2 separate regions of the Homo sapiens genome follow, and region 2 is linked to region 1. Evidence: chromatin loops called from intact Hi-C (ENCODE). Cell type or tissue: Caco-2. All regions are shown on one strand. Each heading gives the region's core, and the rest is flanking DNA. Links, peaks and the distances in the headings are about the cores only.

Region 1 (9,946 bases), core at 3,025-8,024:
CAAAGTGCTGGGATTACAGGCATGAGCCACCGCGCCCAGCCAAGTTGATCATTTTTAATCAGTTTGTGTTTAATCTGAAAACTTCTCCAACTATCTTCCATCAGTGTCAGGTTCTCCCTTTTCCTCATTCTCCTCCCTCCCACTCTCCTCCTTTTTCCTTCTCCCATCCCCCACTTCCCTTCCTCTTCCTTTCCTTTCCCTCACCTTCTCCCTTTTCCCTCATTCCCTTTCCCCATCCTTCTCCTCCCCTAAAACCAACCCACAGGCTGGGAAGGAGGTAGAAGCTCAATATCCGGCCCCCCTGACTGAAGCCCAAAGCTCAGGCTGTCACCTGGGTCCTTGTATCCACACCCCTAATATTAAGGACTCTAGGAACAAATATCCTCCTTGGAGGGGTGGGAGGAGATAACTAGGCACTGTATTGACTCCCAGATGTCTGAAATTCCACTGATAACTTGCAAGCTTCATTCCTTTGGCTTTAGGCTTTAAACTGTTTAAGTACCAAATATATGTTTGTATTTAAAAAGACAGTAAAATGTCAGGGATTTAGCAGCTCATAGTAAATATGGTCTTCTTCTTCTGAAGACTCTCATAAAAGGAGTGGACTGGAGAGGTTCTGGGGTTGGGCTGGGTGTGGGATTGGGAAAGCAAATGGCAGAGGAACTTCACTAGTTCGTGACAAGGGAGGCTAGGGGGAGCTGATCGGAGAGGACAGGTGGTGCCATTAGCTTCCAGGTGCTCCCTCCGTCTAGAATTCTTTTCCCTCCCTCTGTGTGGTAAAAACATGCCTGTCTCTCCAGAACTACCTCCATCCTTACTCACTGCAGTCTTCCTTAATTGCTCGTCAGGAATGACCTTCTCTACAATATTATCAATTTTCTTAGGTGTGCTAAGATGGCTGTTGTTGTGAGGAATAACATGCTTATTTTTAGGAGATGTGCACTGCAACATTTAGACTTAGTGTCATGCCATCCACAACTTGATTTCAACTGGTACAACAAAAAAAAAATAGGAGAGAGCACACAAAAGCGAGCAAATATAGCCAAATGCTAACAGTGATGAAGCAAAATGACTTCCAAACTTTTCACAATCCTGGTTTGTCCATGTGGTATGTTTTCTGGTTTTCCCTGTCTTTCAAAATGCAACACGGTGGTGGCCCATGCCTGTGATCCCAGCACTTTCAGAGGCCGAGGCGGGAGGACTGCTTGAGCTCAGGAGCCTGAGGCCAGCCTGGGCAACATAGTGAAACCCTGTTTCTGAAAAAAAAAAAAAAAAAAATTTAGGTCAGGTGCGGTGGCTCGCACCTGTAATCCCAGCACTTTGGGAGGCTGAAGTGGGAGGATCACCTGAGGTCAGGACTTTGAGACCAGCCTGGCCAACACGGTGAAAGCCCATCTCTACTAAAAATACGAAAATTTGCCAGATGTGGTGGCATGCGCCTATAATCCCAGCTATTCACAAGGCTGAGGCAGGAGAATCGCTTGAACCCAGGAGGCCGAGGTTTCGGTGAGCTGAGATCACGCCACTGCACTCCAGCCTGGGTGACAGAGTGAGACTCCGTCTAAATTAAAAAAAAAAAATTTCATTAGCCAGGCATGGTGGTGAAAGCCTATAGTCCCAGCTACTTGGGAGGCTGAGGTGGGAGGATCACTTGAGCCCAGGGAGTTCAGGCTGCAGTGAGTTATGATTGTGCCACTGCACTCCAGCCTGGCAGAAAGAGCATCTGAGACCCTGTCTCAAAAAAAAAAAATGCAGCAAGTACAATTATTATTATTATTATTTTTTTTTTTTTTTGAGACGGAGTCTCGCTCTGTCGCCCAGGCTGGAGTGCAGTGGCTCAATCCGGCTCACTGCAAGCTCCGCCTCCCGGGTTCACACCATTCTCCTGCCTCAGCCTCCCGAGTAGCTGGGACTACAGGCGCCCACCACCTCGCCGGGCTAATTTTTTGTATTTTTAGTAGAGACGGGGTTTCACTGTGTTAGCCAGGATGGTCTCGATCTCCTGACCTCGTGATCCGCCCACCTCGACCTCCCAACGTGCTGGGATTACAGGCGTGAGCCACTGCACCCAGCCACAAGTACAATTATTAATAGTAGTTGCCATTTGCTGAGTGTGTGCTACATACCATGCGCCAGTGCTAGACACTTTCATGCATCATATGTAATGCTTACAATAACTTCCAAAGTTGATGTTTTTATTTTCCTTTTACGGAAAAGTAAACAACTTGGAGCAATCAGGGAATTAATTGGTCTTACAGCCACTACTCAAGTCCAGACCTCTCAGACTCCAAAGCTCATCCTCTTTCTATTGCATCATGCTGTGTCTTGAACTGCATACAGTGTTCCATAAACAATCTGGAAGGCAGGCACGTGCGCGCGCGCGCGCGCACACACACACACACACACACACACACACACACACACACACACCTCCTACAGAATTATATATGTAGCTGGGGTGAAGGGAAAACTTCCCGTCTGCCCGCTGAAGGTTCATTGAAAAGCACTGACAAGAGGCAGATTAATAGGAGAAAAGGCATACAAATTTAATAAACTGTTCAAGAGTGTCCAATCTTTTTGCTTCCCTGAGCCACACTGGAAGAAGAAGAATTATCTTGGGCCACACATAAAATACACTAACAACAGCTGATGAGCTAAAAAAAAAAATAGAATAAAATCACAATAAAATCTCATAATAGCAGGGCATGGTGGCTCACAGCTGTAATTCCAGCACTTCAGAAGTCTGAGGTGGGTGGATCACTGAGGTCAGGAGTTCGAGACCAGCCTGGCCAACATGGTGAAACCCCGTCTCTACTAAAAATACAAAAATTAGCCAGGCGTGGTGGCGTGGGCCTGTAATCCCAGCTACTCGGGAGGCTGAGGCACAAGAATCGCTGGAACCCGGGAGGCGGAGGTTGCAGTGAGCTGAGATTGCGCTACTGTACTCCAGCCTGGGTGACAGAGCAAGATTGTCTCAAAAAAAAAAAAACAAAAAACAAACAAACAAAAACCACAGTTCCTCCTGCCCATCTCTTTGAAGGGGGTCTTAAGGTTCAGGAGAATCTATGAGAAAATGTAAATACGGCTTGGCACAGTGGCTCACACCTATAATCCCAGCACTTTGGGAGTCCAAGATAGGCAGATCACCTGAGGTCAGGAGTTTGAGACAAACCTGACAAACGTGGCAAAACCCTGTCTCTACTAAAAATACAAAATTAACCAGGTGTGGTGGCGCATGCCTGTAATCCCAGCTATTCACGTGGCTGAGGCAGGAGAATCGCTTGAACCCAGGAGGCGGAGGTTGTGGTGAGCCAAGATTGTGCCACTGCACTCCAGCCTGGGCGACAGAGCAAGACTCCATCTCAAAAAAAAAGAAAGAAAGAAAAGAAGAAAGAAAGAGAGAGAGAGGAAGGAAGGAAGGAAGGAAGGGAGGGAGGGAGGGAGGGAGGGAGGGAGGGAAGGGAAGGAAATAAATGTAAATACCTTTTAGAGGATAAAACTTTAAACTACTCTTAATTGAGTGTAGGCAGCAGTCATGTGAGAAAAAGTCCCTTCTAGCAGAGATGAGCAGGGGAAGAGAACTAACATTTTAATGGGAGACTCCTATGTGCTTTCACAATGCTAGCTGCTTTCCTCAGTGTCTTCTTTAATTCCCATTTTGCGGATGGAAACACTAAGGCTCAGAAGGTAATTTTCTCAAGCTCCCAGAGGTCCTTTGATAAGTGCCTGAGGTGCATGCAAAAGCTCCCACTTAGGGAGAGCTTGCGGCTTCCCTGAAGGCATTCTGCCTGTGCCTAAGGAGGCAGTCCTTACCACTGCCACCACTCAGCACCTCTTCCCATAGGTAAATGCTGCAACAGAATCCTAGCAGAGACTATTCCCTTACTTGCAATTCTGCCACTAATTAGTTTTGTGACGTGACATCTCAATTCTCTGGGGTGCAATCTCCTCATAAGTTAAACTGATGATCTCTAAAGTCTTTCCTAACAAAGATGAATCTTCCAGTGCCCACGCAATCCAAGGCTAGCCACAGGATGGTCAGACTGCCCCTTTCCTCTCACCCATCAGATGGCAGACAAGCTCAGCAGCCCCCATGAGCACTGCTAAGCCTTGGAGTTAAAGACAGAGGCCGGACGCGGTGGCTCACACCTGTAATCCCAGCACTTTGGGAGGCTGAGGCGGGTGGATCATAAGGGGTCAGGAATTCGAGACGAGCCTGGCCAACATGGTGAAACCCCGTCTCTACTAAAGATACAAAAAATTAGCTGAGCATGGTGGCGCCTGCCTGTAATCCCAGCTACTTGAAAGGCTGAGGCAGGAGAATCGTTTGAACCTGGGAGGCGGAGGTTACAGCGAGCTGAGATGACGCCATTGCATTCCAGCCTGAGCAACAGGGCGAGACTCCGTCTGGGGAAAAAAAAAATAGAACCCAGGACCGGGCGCGGTGGCTCATGCCTGTAATCCTAGACTTTGGGAGGCTGAGGCGGGCAGATCACTTGAGGCCAGGAGTTTGAGACCAGCCTGGTCAACATGGAGAAACCCCATCTCTACTAAAAAAAATAGCTCGGTGGGTGGTGCAACCCTGTAATCCCAGTTACTCATGAACCCGAGATCACAGCACTGCACTCCAGCCTGGGCTACAGAGGGAGAATCTGGATTAAAAAAAAAAAAAAAAAAAAAAAAAGCCAGGCATGGTGGCTCAGGCCTGTAATCCCAGCACTTTGGGAGGCCGAGGCGGGCTGATCACCTGAGGTCAGGAGTTTGAAACCAGCTTGGCCAACGCAGTGAAATCCCGTCTCTACTAAAAATACAAAAATTAGCCAGGCATGGTGGTGCATGCCTGTAATCCCCGCTACTCAGGAGGCTGAGGCACAACAATCACTTTAACCTGGGAGGCAGAGGTTGCAGTGAGCCGAGATTGCGCGACTGCACTCTAGCCTGGGCAACAGAGTGACACTCTGTCTCAAAAAAAAAAAAAAAGAGACAGAACCCAGGCCCCTCTCTGCTTAGGTGGGTTTAAAAAAGAAAAGAAAAAAAAGTACAGAAGACCCTTTGAGCAATGTAAAAAAATGTAAAAGCTTTAATGTAAAAAAAAAGAAAGAAAGAAAGAAAAAAAAAGGGACAGAAGGAGAAGGACCTTAGAAATCTGTAGAAATCTCAGTGGCCTCCTGGAGTCTAACGAACTGAAGTTCAAGGAAGACTAGAAGTGTATGCGCCCTGATCTCATGGCTCCCTGCCTTGATGAAGCCATTTGTATTCACAGAGGGGCTCCTCCCTGCACTGCTGTATTTAATTCTGGATATGGTATAAATAGGACTTGGCTGACTGTCAAAGCACACCACCCGCCACAATGTTCCAGTTTTTTGGGGACATCAGACGAATCTGAGCCTTTGATTCCCTCTAGTGGCTTAAATTGGCAACTTTCATAGCTGGCTCTTGGCATTTGTTATTGAATGTTTAAGTATCTATTGTATGCACTAAATTGGTGCTGGGTTCTCTAGCTCTGCCTGGAATGTAGGGCACTGGTTTCATTTGAGCATTTTTGTGTCCGGTGGAAAGTGATCAGGGTTAAGCCAGAGCTCCTTCTTACAAAGCTCCTTCTTAACAAAGCTTAGCTTAGTACAGTGCAAACCAGTGAATTTCCCAGCTATTCTAAAGCTGCTTTATAGTAATTCTGGGAGGATGGGTTATTATATGGGTTATTTCTGCCGCTAAATGAGTTGTAGGACCTTGGGCTGTCTCTTTTACCCCTGGGTCTTAGTTTGCTCATTGGTAAAAATGAGCGTGTGGGTTACACTCAGATAAATTCAACAAATATTAATTGAACACCTGCAGTGTGAGACCCTGGGCTGAGTACTATGAGAAGGCAGCAATGAATGGTACTTGATGTCAAAGAGCTTACAGGATAATGGGAGAACCAGACATCCTGGAAGCCACATAAAATTGGGCAGGAGGAGGCTGGGCGTGGTAGCTCACACCTGTAATTCCAGCACTTTGGGAGGCTGAGGCGGGTGGATCACTTGAGGCCAAGAGTTCGAGACCAGCCTGACCAACATGGTGAAATCCTGTCTCTACTAAAAATACAAAAAAAAAAAAAAAAAAAAAGCTACTCGGGAGGCTGAGGCAGGAGAATCACTGGAACCTGGGAGGCGGAGGTTGCAGTGAGAGGAGATCGAGCCACTGCACTCCAGCCTGGGTGACAGAGCAAGACTATCTCAAAAAAAAAAAAAACCTGGCTGGGCACGGTGGCTGTCACCTGTAATCCCATCACTTTGGGAGGCCGAGGTGGGCGGATCACGAGGTCAGGAGATTGAGACCATCTTGGCCAACGTGGTGAAACCCTGTCTCTACTAAAAATACAAAAATTAGCTGGGTGTGGTGGCACATGCCTGTAGTCCCAGCTACTCAGGAGGCTGAGGCAGGAGAATCACTTGAACCGGGGAGTCGGAGGTTGCACTGAGCCAAGATTGTGCCACTGCACTCCAGCCTGGCGACAGAGAGACACTCCATCTCAAAAAAAAAAAAAAAAAAAACCTGGAAAGATAGCTCAAAGGGCCAATCTTAGGTTCTACAATAGTGTTATTTGCAGGAATAACTAGGGAAGTTGCATATCTTATTTTTTTTTTTTAGAGACAGGGTCTTACTCTGTCACCCATGCTGGAGTGCAGTGGTGCAATCATGGCTCACAACAGCCTCGACTTTCCAAGCTCAGGTGATCCTCCCACCTCAGCCCCCCAAGTAGCTGGGACTACAGGCTGGGCCGCCATGCCTGGCTAATTTTTGCATTTTTAGTGGAGATAGGGTTTGGCCATGTTGCCCAGGCTGGTCTCAAAACTCCTGGACTCAAGCAGTCCACCCACTCTGGCCTCCCAAAGTGCTGGGATTACAGGCATGAGCCACCGCACCCGGCCTGGAAGTTGCATATCTTATAACCTTGGAGTAATGGCTGACAATGGCTTATGCCTGTGCCTTACCAGGATTTAGTCTCTCCTTCCCAGCCTGATGGCCTCCCATTAGCTTTGCAAAAGCGGTTGAGTTTTGGGCAAGGCCTGTTATCATTTAAACTGTAACCTAAATGTCTTCCAAAGTTAGCTTGGCCCAATAGCCCAGGAATAATTAAGGGAAAGGGAAGATCCAGGGAGGGTTAGTTTAGCTTACTGTTATAATTTTCCCACTGATATAACACTTGCCAAGGCCGTTTCAGATGCCTCTGAGGGCTCCTCCCCAGCAGTCTCAGCCCAAGCAGCCTTGCTGCAGAATGAAGCACAATCTCCCCTGCTCCATTCTTCTTCATCTCATTTCCCTGAAAGCAAGAATACCGGAAGCCATTTTCCTTCCCACAGATTGGCTGCTAATCAATTTTGGTAAATAAACAGGGAATTAGAGAATTAGAAAATAAACAGGGAGGCCGGGTTTGGTGGCTCATGCCTGTAATCCCAGCACTTTGGGAGGCCGAGGCAGGCGGATCACCTGAGGTCAGAAGTTTGAGACCAGCCTGGCTAACATGGTGAAGCCCCGTCTCTATTAAAAATACAGAAAAATCAGCCGGTGTGGCACACGCCTATAATCCCAGCTACTCCAGAGACTGAGACAGGAGAATGCCTTGAACCCAGGAGGCAGAGGTCGCAGTGAGCTGAGATCGCGCCACTGCACTCCAGCCTGGGTGACAGAGCGAGACTCCATCTCAAAAGAAAAGAAAAAGGCTGTTTCATATTTTGAAACCATCTGACAGGAAACTACAGAGAATGGAAGATAGAACTTGGGGGGATACAAGAATAGGTGTCTCTAAGGGAGGCAGGAACTCCTTGTAAGAGCCCACTTGTTCCCCAAGGTATTTCTGCACTCACAGAGAGGTCGGGGGCAGGCGGTGGGGGAGGAGGGTAGTAACCTGTCTCTAGGAAGGCTCTAAGGAGCAACCTGGAACCCAGCCCGTGACCTGGTATTGAAGCCTGTTTTGGGGAGGATGCCAAGCCCTGACTTCCTGTCTCAGTGGGAGGAAAAAAAAAGTGTTTTTGGGAAAAAGCAGAGAAATTAAGGGACCTGAGACAGTTTAGCCCAGGCACAATGGATGGAACAGAAGTGTTTCCAAGAGCTTCATTTAGAGGCACAAGAGAAATGAAAAATAAAGAAATAAAGCAAAGCAGGGCTGTGACTTCCTCTAACACAACAACTGAGGGTGGACACTATTTGCAGAGCTGTGTGAGCATCAGCAGTGGAAAGGGAGGCGCCGCCTGGGGAAAGAACACAGGGATGCCTGTTGGACAGATGCCTGCATCACAATGGACTTGAATCTAAACTCAGTGCCTACCCTCCCCAGCTCACCCCCAAATAAAACACATCGTACTCCTGGCTTCCCCATCACTGCTACTGCGATCACCATCCTACCAGTCATGCAAGCTTGAAAACAATCTTTGGTTTTTTTTTTTTTTTCTGAGAGGGAGTCTCGCTCTGTCACCCAGGCTGGAGTGCAATGGTGCGATCTCGGCTCACTGCAACCTCTGCCTCCTGGGTTCAAGCGATTCTCCAGCCTCAGCCTCTGGAGTAGCTGGGATTACAGGCACCCACACACAGGCCCAGCTAAATGTTGTATTTTTAGTAGAGATGGGGTTTCACCATGTTGGCCATGGTTGGCCAGGCTGGTCTCAAACTCCTGACCTCAGTTGATCTGCCCTCCTCAGCCTCCCAAAGTGCTGGGATTACAGGCGTGAGCCACCGTGCCGGGCCCAGTCTTCGCTTTTGAATCCTTTTTCTTTCTCCTCTTAGATCCAGTCAGTTACTATATTCCGTAGTTTTGACTATCACATTACCTCGCAAATCCATCATTTGCTTTTTACTGCCTTCACCACTATCCTAGAGCAGTATCTCTTACTTGGAAAAATCTAATAGCATTTTCACAAATGTATGTCTCAATATTTCCCTTTTCCTGTGCATTCAACACACAACTCCTAAATTATCTCTTCCTTAAGCAAGAGATCATGTCACTGTGCTCACTGCGGCAAGAAAGGACTTTTATCCCATCAACTGCTTCACTTTTCCCGCATAATTTGTTTTATTTTTCCACATTTCTTCTTCACACCAGCCAAGCTGAACTATTACCATTCACTGAATATCTGCCCCCCACCGCCTCTCCCATCCTGTGCTTTTGATCCCATCATCTCCCCCAACATCTCAACACCTTTCCTCCTCCTCTATTCTATCCACATGAATTCCATTTTCCAAGCTCCATATCAAATGTCACCTTCTCCATAATAAAATAAATTGCCTTTTATTCAGAGCCACTCAGTGCTAAACACTATGCTAGATGATTTACATACTCTGTTTCTAATATTTACAAAACCCTGGAAGGATTTCAGCTTTTCCTGAACCCTATAATTAATTGCCTATAATTTCTCTCCTCTAAATTTGCATAGCCCTTTGATCATAAATAATTTCCCTTTATACTACAGTATTTGTGTAATTGTCTTTTCATCCTTCTAAATACATGCTACTGGTCAGCAACAACTGTTACTAGACTTAAAGAAAGTAAGAAGGTTCATCTCTAAGGTTTTCTCCAGCTTCAAATGACTATGACTCTATAACTTAAGAACATGAGTTTCTGGGCAACTTAGTGCAGTTTCCATGAGTATCATCTTCTTGGAAGCCTCTGCTAATAGAAGACAGAAAGATCAAAAACACAGTTGTTTCCAGGCACGGTGGCTCATGCCTGCAATTCTAGCACTTTGTGAGGCCAAGGTTGGAGAATCGCTTCAGCCCAGAAGTAACCTGGGACCTGGCATAATAACAGAGCAAGACCCTGTCTCTACAAAAAATTAGCCAGCACGGCCGGACGCGGTGGCTCACGCCTGCAATCCCAGCACTTTGGGAGGCTGAGGAGGGTGGATGGTGAGGTCAAGAGTTCAAGACTAGCCTGGCCAAGATGGTGAAACCCCGTCTCTACTAAAAAGTA
Region 2 (9,946 bases), core at 2,256-7,255, 300 kb before region 1:
GGGCATTGGAGTTAGGCAGACCTGAGCATGAATCCTGGCTCTGTACTCTGTATTCACTGGCTTGTGTGATTTAGCTGAACTACTGACTTCTCTGGGCTTAGTCTCTTTCTGCATGAAAGAGGAAAAATAATATGCACATCATGCATTGTGAACATTAACTGATACACCACAGGTAAAGTGTCAAGTACAGTGCCTTGCACATGATAGGCACACAACAAATGGCTTTAGTTTTTCTTTAACAGCAATAATTATTATTTATTCTGCAAGAGAAAATGTTTATTTAAGTGAAAAGTTGACAACAATCAAAACACCAAATAACAAAATGACTAAGGAAATTGTTATATTTCCACTAAAAAAGAAATGCAACTAATTACAAATATAAACATATATCCACTGTATATTAACTAGTTTATGATAACTTTTGCATACATTTGCTGGAAGTGGAATAAAAATACACATACACTTACCACATTATGTATCTCTGTGTATGTATATGTATTACATATATATACAACACATGTATTTATATATAACATAATTTTCTATGTTGTATTAAGTAGTATCATTATAGATTTCACTTGTTCATAATAATTGTTTTCAAAATAATAAAATATTTTTAACCTAAAAAACATCAAAATTGGAGGGTGAGGCAGGCGGATTGCTTGAGCCCAGGAGTTCAAGACCAGCCTGACAATATGGCAAAACCCCATCTCTACCAAAAAAATACAAAAATTACCCAAGCATGGTGGTGCACACCTGTAGTCCCAGCTAGTAGAGAGGCTGAGGTGGGAGGATCACTGAAGCCCTGGAAGTCAAGGCTGCAGTGAGCCATGTTCTGCACTCCAGCCTGTGTGACAGAGCAAGACCCTGCCTCAAAAAATAATAATGATAAAATGGCAAAATTAAATTAATTCCTTAATTGAAAATGAAAAAATCAGGAATGTGCAAGTGGTCATTGGGTATTTCTAAATCTCTGGGGGAATGTAACTTAAGCCAATAATACCAAGCCCACAACTGCTACATCAAACCTAAATAATACCAGATTTGTTCCAGAGCTGACATTATGATTTCGAGAGCTCTACCTACCAGGATTCCCAAAGCCATCATCTTCCTCATTTATTTAATTATTAGCTATCTGTTGCAGATATTTATTATACCTGCTATATGCCAGGCACCATGGTAGGTGATAAATCTGTAAGCATCCTGCCCTCAATGAACACATAACCTACTAAAGAAGATAAGTTGCCGGGTGCGGTGGCTCACACCTGTAATCCCAGCACTTTGGGAGGCTGAGGGGGGCGGATCACGAGATCAGGAGATCGAGACCATCCTGGCTAACACGGTGAAATACCGTCTCTACTAAATATACAAAAAATTAGCCGGGTGTGGTGGCGGGCGCCTATAGTCCCAGCTACTCGGGAGGCTGAGGCAGGAGAATGGCATGAACCCGGGAGGTGGAGCTTGCAGTGAGCCGAGATCATGCCACTGCACTCCAGCCTGGGTGACAGAGCAAGACTCCGTCTTAAAAAAAAAAAAAGAAGATAAGTTATTCAAATATTTAACCATGAGGCAGTGAGATGTGCTATCAGAGGTATACAAGGCACTTTGGGGGTTTCATCCATTTTCTCAAACCATTAGGTAGGCATGAAGATGGAGAGGTGTCTTACAGGTAAATATAAATAAATAAAATAAAGCTTGCCTAGAAGTCACTTGGTAATTAAGTGGCAGAGTGTGGGCCTGATCTCATGTCTTCTAATGACACACTGTCTGCTCTCTTCACTCTAGCACAGCCTCTCCCTACGTAAAGTGATCTGGAAGTTCTCTTTGCCAGCATCTTCTTTCTAGATCTTCTTTGTCTTTCCTCAAACCCTCAGGAAGCATGTGCTCTTCCAGCTCTCAAGAAGAAGACATGGCTGCACTGCTCTTAGGGGATGTGGTCTGCAGGTGCTACTGGCGGGTGGAGCAGGGACAAACAGAAGGGGACTGGTTCCAGGGTCTTGTGTAGGCAGAGAACCGTGATTCTGCAGGTGGGACTCCCTGGCAGTATCGGAGTCACCGATGGAGCATCTAAGGACATCTGGGGACAACTGATTTTGCTCAAAAGTATTTGTTTTTGCTCTCTCTCAGGAGTTTGGGGCAAGAAATCTTCTGCTTCTCTCCAGATCCTATCTTCCTCCCTTCCACCCCATCATAACATTTTCACTTCCCCTTCCTCCTCTGTTTCTTTCTCTCTCTTCTCAGTAAGATTCCCCAACACACACACTTTTTTTTTTGGCATCTGGTTTTTTTGTTTGTTTGTTTTTTGTTTGTTTTTGTTTCTGTTTTTTTGTTTTTGTTTTTGTTTTTGCTTTTATAAGCTCCTTTTTTCTTGTCCCAAAATCTTCTCTTCTATGAGTCCTGAGTTGCTGGTCCCTGACCTCATAATCATAAACCTCATAGTCTCAGCCGCCTGCAGGCCTCCCTGTGCTGATTAGGATCAGCCTGTCTGGCACAGGGGGTCAGAAAGGGAAAGGCACAAGGCAGAGATGGAGAACACATTTCCAAAATCTGATCTTGTGACTCCATAAGTCCAACTCCACCACAATTTGGACTAATTGGACCTCAGTGAGGCTAAGTTACGGAACTATTGTTCGCCACTAAAGGAAAGCGTGAGGCGAGCACTCACTACACCTTTGGAGAAAGAACACTTTCTTTAAATGTTCTAAAGCCTCTTGCTTTGAGCTGCTTGTTGTGGGTTTTGTTGTTAGTTTGTTTGAACTATATTTTCAGGCACCTAAGTCACAGACTTTGAAAGCAGAAATAAAGCCCTTCTTTATTTTTCACAGGCCCTTGTTTGCAGGAACCCATGCTGGCTGCAGGCAGAAGTCGCAGAGTTTCAAGCATGTCTCATCTGTCTACAGGTAATTAGGCTGTGCTGTGGTAACGAGCACCCAGGGGACTGGATGGTGGGCACATTTTAAAAACCAAAGACGAATAATTGACAATTGCAGTCTCGTTCTCAGAAACTTCTGTTTGGGCTTCAAGACAGCGAAGGGCAGGAAAGACAGACACCAGAAGTGTCCCAGCTAAGATATGCAAGTTCTCAGCAGTGTCAGGGGAGCAAGAGTGGGGCATTTTAGAGATCAGATGAGATGACTGCGGCACAGTTACCAACATAAACGCCAACGTCTGTATGTACACAGCCCTTTGAGATTAAAACACTGCTACACATATAACACTCAATAAGGGAAGTGGGATAGGTGGGATGCTACTTTGTAGATGAGAAAAGAGGACCAGAGAAATTATACAATTTGCATGAGTCGCATAGTAAGAGGCAAAGGCAGGATTTCCAGCCAGGTGTGCTCCTTCCAAATTACCATAATTATCAAAAGCACTGGCACAGCAGTTATGTGATAAAACAAAGAACTGCGTTGAGAATCTAAGTCTCCTTAATTCCAGGTCAAAGTCTTTTTACTACCTAAAAAAACAAACTATGTAATCATATTTCTTTTCCTATTGTTCTTGGTAAAGATTAATCAGCGTTGTCTCTGGGTAAATAATAATAACATAAAAAAGAGGGCAAGTGTAATACAACAGCTCAATTCTTGTCCTATGGCATCTAGTCTTCTGAAACAATAGATATTGTACTTTATCTGGAGGGTAGAAGCAGCATTCTGCTTTCAGCTTCAGAGGTCTAGCTTAGAAAAACACAAAAATGTAAATATTGACAGGCTGGGTCAGCATCAGCGTTAGGAGGCAGAGTTATCCTGCATGAATTCATGCTTAGCGCAATTTAGAGATAATTCAAATTGTCCTACCAGAGTCCCAGTACATCCTAGTGAATTCCACTTATGTCTGAATGCTCACTACCCATGAGTGCCTAAGCACATAGGTAGTCTTGCCAAACTTCTTCAGTCTTTCCTATGGACAACACCCTCTGGCTCAAGGGCTGTGGAGGAAAGGGAGGGAGTCTCAGAATTTATCTTCATTCAATTCTGCTGTTTTCTTAGAAAACAGTGAGCTGTAACATGCCATCCATTTACACATCAACTCATCCAAGTTACTGTGAAAAATAAAATAGAATTCTGATCCTTTGGTTGGGCAATTAGTGACTTCTGCGTTCCAGTACTCGTTTTAACATAACCTAGATCCTGTGTCTACACAAAGTAAGAACAATGCAGGGTGAGGGGGGTTATCAGCCATGCAAACAAATAGCTGTAAAAACATAACGAAGGGCCAGAAAAATCCCAACTGGTTTTCTCCACCAGTGTAATGCCATGTTAGAATTCCTTTCCATTTCACTTCATTTTCTATTGTGTGACAGTCGTAGAGTCCTGACCTTTTCTGAGAGTGGCTGAGAAAGCGTTAAGTCCACAAAAGCTGATTATTCCGTCAAGTTTACACAGTGGGACAGTGACTCCTGGCTTAGGATTTACCATTAGGCTACACAGTCAGCCCCACACTGGTGTTCTAAAGTTTAGCTACAATGCTAAAGGCTCCAAAAGGCCACTTTCCTAATCCCATTCACAGACATCTACATTATCTCGTTTGAAAGTGTCAAGATGATGATCCTAACCCCCAGAGGCTTCACCTCATCATAACAAAAAACCTCATCACTTTAGATTCAGGACCCTGTGGAGTTCCCTTAGTGGGCAATGAGCCATTTGCCTATTGTCTATGGAAAAGCCTAGACTGTGAGCCCCTGGGGAGCTGAGGCTTTGCTTTTTTGAAGGTTGTATTTGCAGAGCTTAGTTTACAGGCAGTACACAAGCAGCATTCAGTGGTTACCTGTTAATCAATGAATGCACCTGCACGTTTAATTTGGGGAGATGACAGAGATAAGCCTAAGCCTGTCAATTTGATTTTCTTCAGCATTCTGGGACTCTGATTTGGCCCCTCATGCTCTGAAAAGGTCATGAAACTAACCCCGTGTAAAACTGCCAAGCTATAACCCAGACAGAAATGGCAGATCACCTGGTGGTGTGACCAACAGGTTCCTAATGCCCTCTGGTGGCCAGGATGATTCCAGATGTCCAAGTCCCCACAGCTTTCCTAAGGCTTTCAATTTAAGCACCCTGGAAGCCAAGAGCCTGCAGGTTTCACCTGATCCAAACAAGAGAGTCCTGGGTCTGTGGGCCAGAAACATGCCAGCCCCTTCCCAAAGTTCCCTGAGGAAGTTTCTCATCCGTTTCCTGAGAGCAGACGGATATGTCAAGAAGCCAAAACGGAAGCTTTTAATGTGAACTGCCTTTCAGTGAATGGTCTGTGGTTTCGAGAGTTCCCCGGGAAAAAAAAAAAATTCAAAGGAAGTAATAATTTCCAGTCTGGAATGTTCAGCTTTCCATTTGTTTGGGATTTTCAGATCAGCTCACCTTTCTGAGTGTTATAGACCTGTAGAAGCCTTCAAATTTTGTATTGCTAGCATTCCATGATTACATTCCCATTTTATGGAAAGACAAACTGAAGATACAAAGCAATTATTGAAAAAACAATAACCATTCTCTCAAGCCTACAGAAGGCTTTCATTTTTGTTTCATTTTAAACATGTGGTAAGTGAAAAAGAAACCTAAACTGCCACAGGGAGTTTTAGGGTAAATACCACAGGTGCAGGGATCTGCATGTTTTATTCCACTGTTGACTTCCCAGCACCTGAAACAGTGTCTGGCACATTGATATATATTTGGTGCATGAACGAATGAATGAACTGAGCCTGAAGATAAAGAGGTGTTTCTGATGACAATTATTGTATATTGGTACTAGTTAGTCCTTGTTTGGAGAAAATGTCATCTCCTCCCTTGAGAGCCCTTAAAAGAGAGTTGAATTCTCATTTATCTTAAAAAATATAAAATGTGAGGGCTGGAAGTCTTCATTGTCATTCATTTACTTCATAAATGAGTAAAATGAAGCTCAGAGAAGTTAAACAATAACACTCCATAGATCACAGAGCTATGTAGTGGCAGAGCCCAGAGTGAATCCAATTCTTCACCCCTAACAATTTCTTTAAAAAACAACAATGGGCCCGGCAGAGTGGCTCACACCTGTAATCCCAGCACTGTGGGAGGCCAAGGCAGGTGGATCACAAGGTCAGGAGTTCGAGACCAGCCTGGACAATATGGTGAAACCCCGTCTCTACTAAAAATACCAACATTAGCTGGGTGTGGTGGCACATGCCTGTAGTCCCAGCTACTCGGGAGGCTGAGGCGGGAGAATCACTTGAACCCAGTCGGTGGAGGTTGCAGTGAGCTGAGATCGTGCCACTGCACTCCAGCCTGGGTGACAGAGTGAGACTCCGTCTCAAAAAAAAAAAAGCAACAATGGGCTGGGTACAGTAGCTCACACCTGTAATCCCAGAACTTTAGGAGGATCACTTGAAGTCAGGAGTTCGAGACCAGTCTGGCCAACATAGTGAAAACCCGTCTCTACTCAAAATTCAAAAATTAGCCAGAAATCATTTGAACCCGGGAGGCAGAGGTTGCAGAGAGCTGAGATCGCATCACTGCACTCCAGCCTGGGCAACAGAGCAAGACTCTGTCTCAAAAAAAAAAAAAAAAGGAATAATGTTCAGTTTTTGACTGTGACCCACAATAAGAAGCACGATGTAACCCAGTATATATACATGCACATGCAAACAAGTGTGCACACAAAATACTGAAAAAGAATTTAAGAAACAACACTCACCTTCTCCATGTAAAGCAACCTGGTCTGATGTACAGTATATTCTATTTAATTTTTCATAATATTGTGCTCATAACTCCCTAAATTCATTTTACATCCTTAAATTTCAAAACACTTCACTATAGCATCTTGCCTACTATGCCCTCTCCCCTTGTACAGGGCTAAAGTCCTCCAGAATCTTCTGCCCATAAAGAGAACGAGAGTGATCAGCTTTTGGGGACCTGTTGGCCCAAAGTTCCTAATTCTCTGACTTGGTACAGGCCGTATCTCCCACTGTCAAGTTTCATCTAACTTGCAAGAGTCCAGTCCAAGCAACTCTCATTTCCAGCCAGGGTAACCACAACAGTGCATCTCAAACACAGACCCAAGTTATCCGCAGCAGCCTTGTGCCCGTCCTTGACTGGTTCTCTAACCCACAAGTTAGCAGGGATTTGCATCTCTACATAAAATAGCAAGTCTTTATCTCCCGCTGGCCCCTCTCCACTGCCGTCACTCTCCCCTTACCCTGGGAGCCTTCGAGGGGGGAGGATGGTGGCAGCCAGATGAAGAGCAGAGAAGGGTCAGAGCAGGACAAGTGGTTGGGTCTGAGGTCACCAGCTACATAAGTAGGTGTGAACAGATGGACTGCTAGACAGTCTTAAGGCTGTAGGCAGTCTCTCTCTCTCTCTCTTTCACACACACACACACACACACACACACATGCACACATGATTACAACATACTCTCCCTTCTTTTTAACTGTTTGATAATTTTCTCCACCATCTCTTCCCCCAACTTCTACCAAATTCTCTCCCTCTCTCTCTCTCTCTGTCTCTTGCTAACATAGTTAATATGGTGAGAAGACAGTTTCTTGGCTATTTCCCTTCTGACTGACAGGTTGAAGCTTTCTTCTCTGACTTCCCATTTTCCTGCTGAAAATCAGCAAGACAGGATTTGGCAAGAGAGTGCTTTGTGGTAGCCAGGGCTGAAAACCTCCCTACAGCAACCTGGGCACATTCCCACGACCCCCTGACAACAGGCGGAATTTCTAAGGTTGGCAGCTGAGCCCCTCTCATGAGCACTGCAAAAGCTGCAGGCTGCGTTTGTCTCTTAACGATGAGTATCGACTTGCCTGCAAGGCTGCGCAGTGAAGGCCATGAAACAGCAGACGAAGTTGAGTAATGCTTTGAATTTTTATCACCCATTTCAGATTTTCTCATGAATGATTTTTGACACTAGAGTTCCAGGTCTGGGGTTCTGCTCCAAAAGGAGAAGATTAGAATGAAGTTGGGAGGCAGAAGAGTACTACCCTAACCCTAGCTCTGCCACCAAAGTGCTGTGTGATCTTAAGTGCTTAACATCTCTGGCTCTCATTTATCTCAATTTTAAAATGTGAGATTAGATTTTAAAAACAACAATTGATCAGTTACCTTCAATGGTCTTTTCAGTTGTTCAGAAACTAATTTATTCTATTGAAAACAGTCAAATAAAGGAAATGAATCAAGCATTTGTTCTTGCTTTCCCATATCGACCACAATAGTGAGGAATCAGATACTTGCTGAAGAGAGGTACCTCTTTGAAAAGTATTCCCACAAATTAATAAAAAAGAAATGATAGAAGATTACTGTTTTGCAACATCTAGTGAATTGATGAATCTACACATGGAACAGTAATCACTGCTCACGCCACAAAAAGAGAGACAATCAGGCATTACGTGCTTCTCAATGAGAGAATATAACATTGTGTGCAATCCTGCCAAAAAGATTAGACCTAGGCAGATAAAACTTCTGAATTCAGCAACCAATTTGCAAGGAATAAAAGGGACAGAGAACATGTCAAACTGCACTCTGAGGATGAAATCAGCAAGTTCCAAACAGTGAGAAACACTGTAAGTCAAATGTCCTAGGTTCTTTCAAAAAAATAAGGTTAACAAAAAGAAAGACACGTAAGGTGAACTTGTAGAGTTAAAGCAACTTACAAGATGCGTCAATTTTTTCTTTTTCTAAGTGGCAAAGACTAGGCTAAAATGCCAGGAGAGTCACGGTTGGGTGATAAAACTAATGACAAGCAGGCCGGGCGCGGTGGCTCACGTCTGTAATCCCAGCACTTTGGGAGGCCAAGGCGGGCAGATCACCTGAGGTCAGGAGTTCGAGACTAGCCTCACCAACGTAGCGAAACCCCCTCTCTACTAAAAATACAAAAATTAGCTGAGCGTGGTTGTGCATGCCTGTAATCCCAGCTACTCGGGAGGCTGAGGCAGGAGAACTGCTTGAACCCGGGAGGCAGAGGTTGTAGTGAGCCGAGATTGCTGCCACTGCACTCCAGCCTGGGTGATGGAGTAAGACTCTGTCTTAAAACAATTTTACAAACAAACAAAAAACTAAAACAAAAAACAAAAAAAGCCTAACAACAAGAGACGAAATTATTATTATTATTATTATTATTATTATTATTATTATTATTATCATCATCATCATCATTATTTTGAGACTGAGTTTAGCTCTTGTTGCCCAGGCTGGAGTGCAATGGCATGATCTCAGCTCACTGCAACCTCCATCTCCTGTGTTCAAACAATTCTCCTGCCTCAGCCTCCTGAGTAGCTGGGACTACAGGCATGCACCATCACGCCTGGCTAATTTTTTTGTAATTTTAGTAGAGACAGGGTTTCACCATGTTGGTCAGGCTGGTCTTAAACTCCTGACCTCAAGTGATCCACCAGCCTCGGCCTCCCAAAGTGCTGGGATTACAGGCGTGAGCCTCCGTGCCCGGCCCAGGAAATGATTTATTTAAGAGCCAGAGGAATGATTGCCTTTGGGGAGGAAAGAGTCTGTGTTTGGATCAGGGTCCACAGAGGGCTTCTGAAGAAGCTAGCAGAGTTCTGTGTCATGTGTACTCTTTCCCGTATCTATGTTTTATTTTACAGTAAGATGGTTTAAAAAAAAAAAAGATTTTTAATCCTTTGGGTATATATACCCAGTAATGGGATTGCTGGGTCAAATGGTATTTCTAGTTCTAGATCCTTGAGGAATCGCCACACTGTCTTCCACAATGGTGGAAATAATTTACACACCCACCAACAGTGTAAACTATAATAAATAATAATAATAATAAAAGAGAGAGAGCGAGAGTATTAAAACCACCTTTACTTCCTCACGGAGCTAGAACATTGGGATTCCGGGATTCCAAATCTGGAAAGCTACAAGGGTTACAATTGTGAGGTCACTTGGGAGGCAATGAGGAGGAAAGAGAGCAGAAAGTCTGAAGTGGTTCCAGGTGCAGAACCAGGTAGACCTGGCCTTGAATCCTCACTCTG

Evidence for each region. A loop is a pair of places that touch in the nucleus more often than their neighbours do. Peaks named below come from ENCODE experiments on the same cell type or tissue, not always from the same donor. Only the 100,000 strongest peaks of a DNase experiment are listed, where the experiment ranks them.
Region 2: it touches region 1 in a loop (7-fold over the local background); 5 of 110 quality-filtered maps call a loop at or near these places.

Annotation. Positions count from the first base shown.
Region 1 is chr11:123,098,867-123,108,812 of GRCh38, reverse strand. All of the region lies in intron 1 of CLMP (CXADR like cell adhesion molecule), which reads left to right. Among named protein-coding and RNA genes, the nearest start is that of HSPA8, 42 kb to the right of the region's middle. In Caco-2, for the core only: CTCF peaks have their summits at 5,194 and 5,401 (motif pointing left); a DNase peak (open chromatin) is centred at 5,392.
Region 2 is chr11:123,402,601-123,412,546 of GRCh38, reverse strand. It overlaps a transcript of GRAMD1B not described here. Among named protein-coding and RNA genes, the nearest start is that of GRAMD1B, 23 kb to the left of the region's middle. RefSeq lists enhancers at 2,958-3,137, 4,158-5,066, 6,925-7,014, 6,817-7,333. In Caco-2, for the core only: a CTCF peak has its summit at 4,988 (motif pointing left); a DNase peak (open chromatin) is centred at 4,976; H3K27me3 peaks cover 356 bases.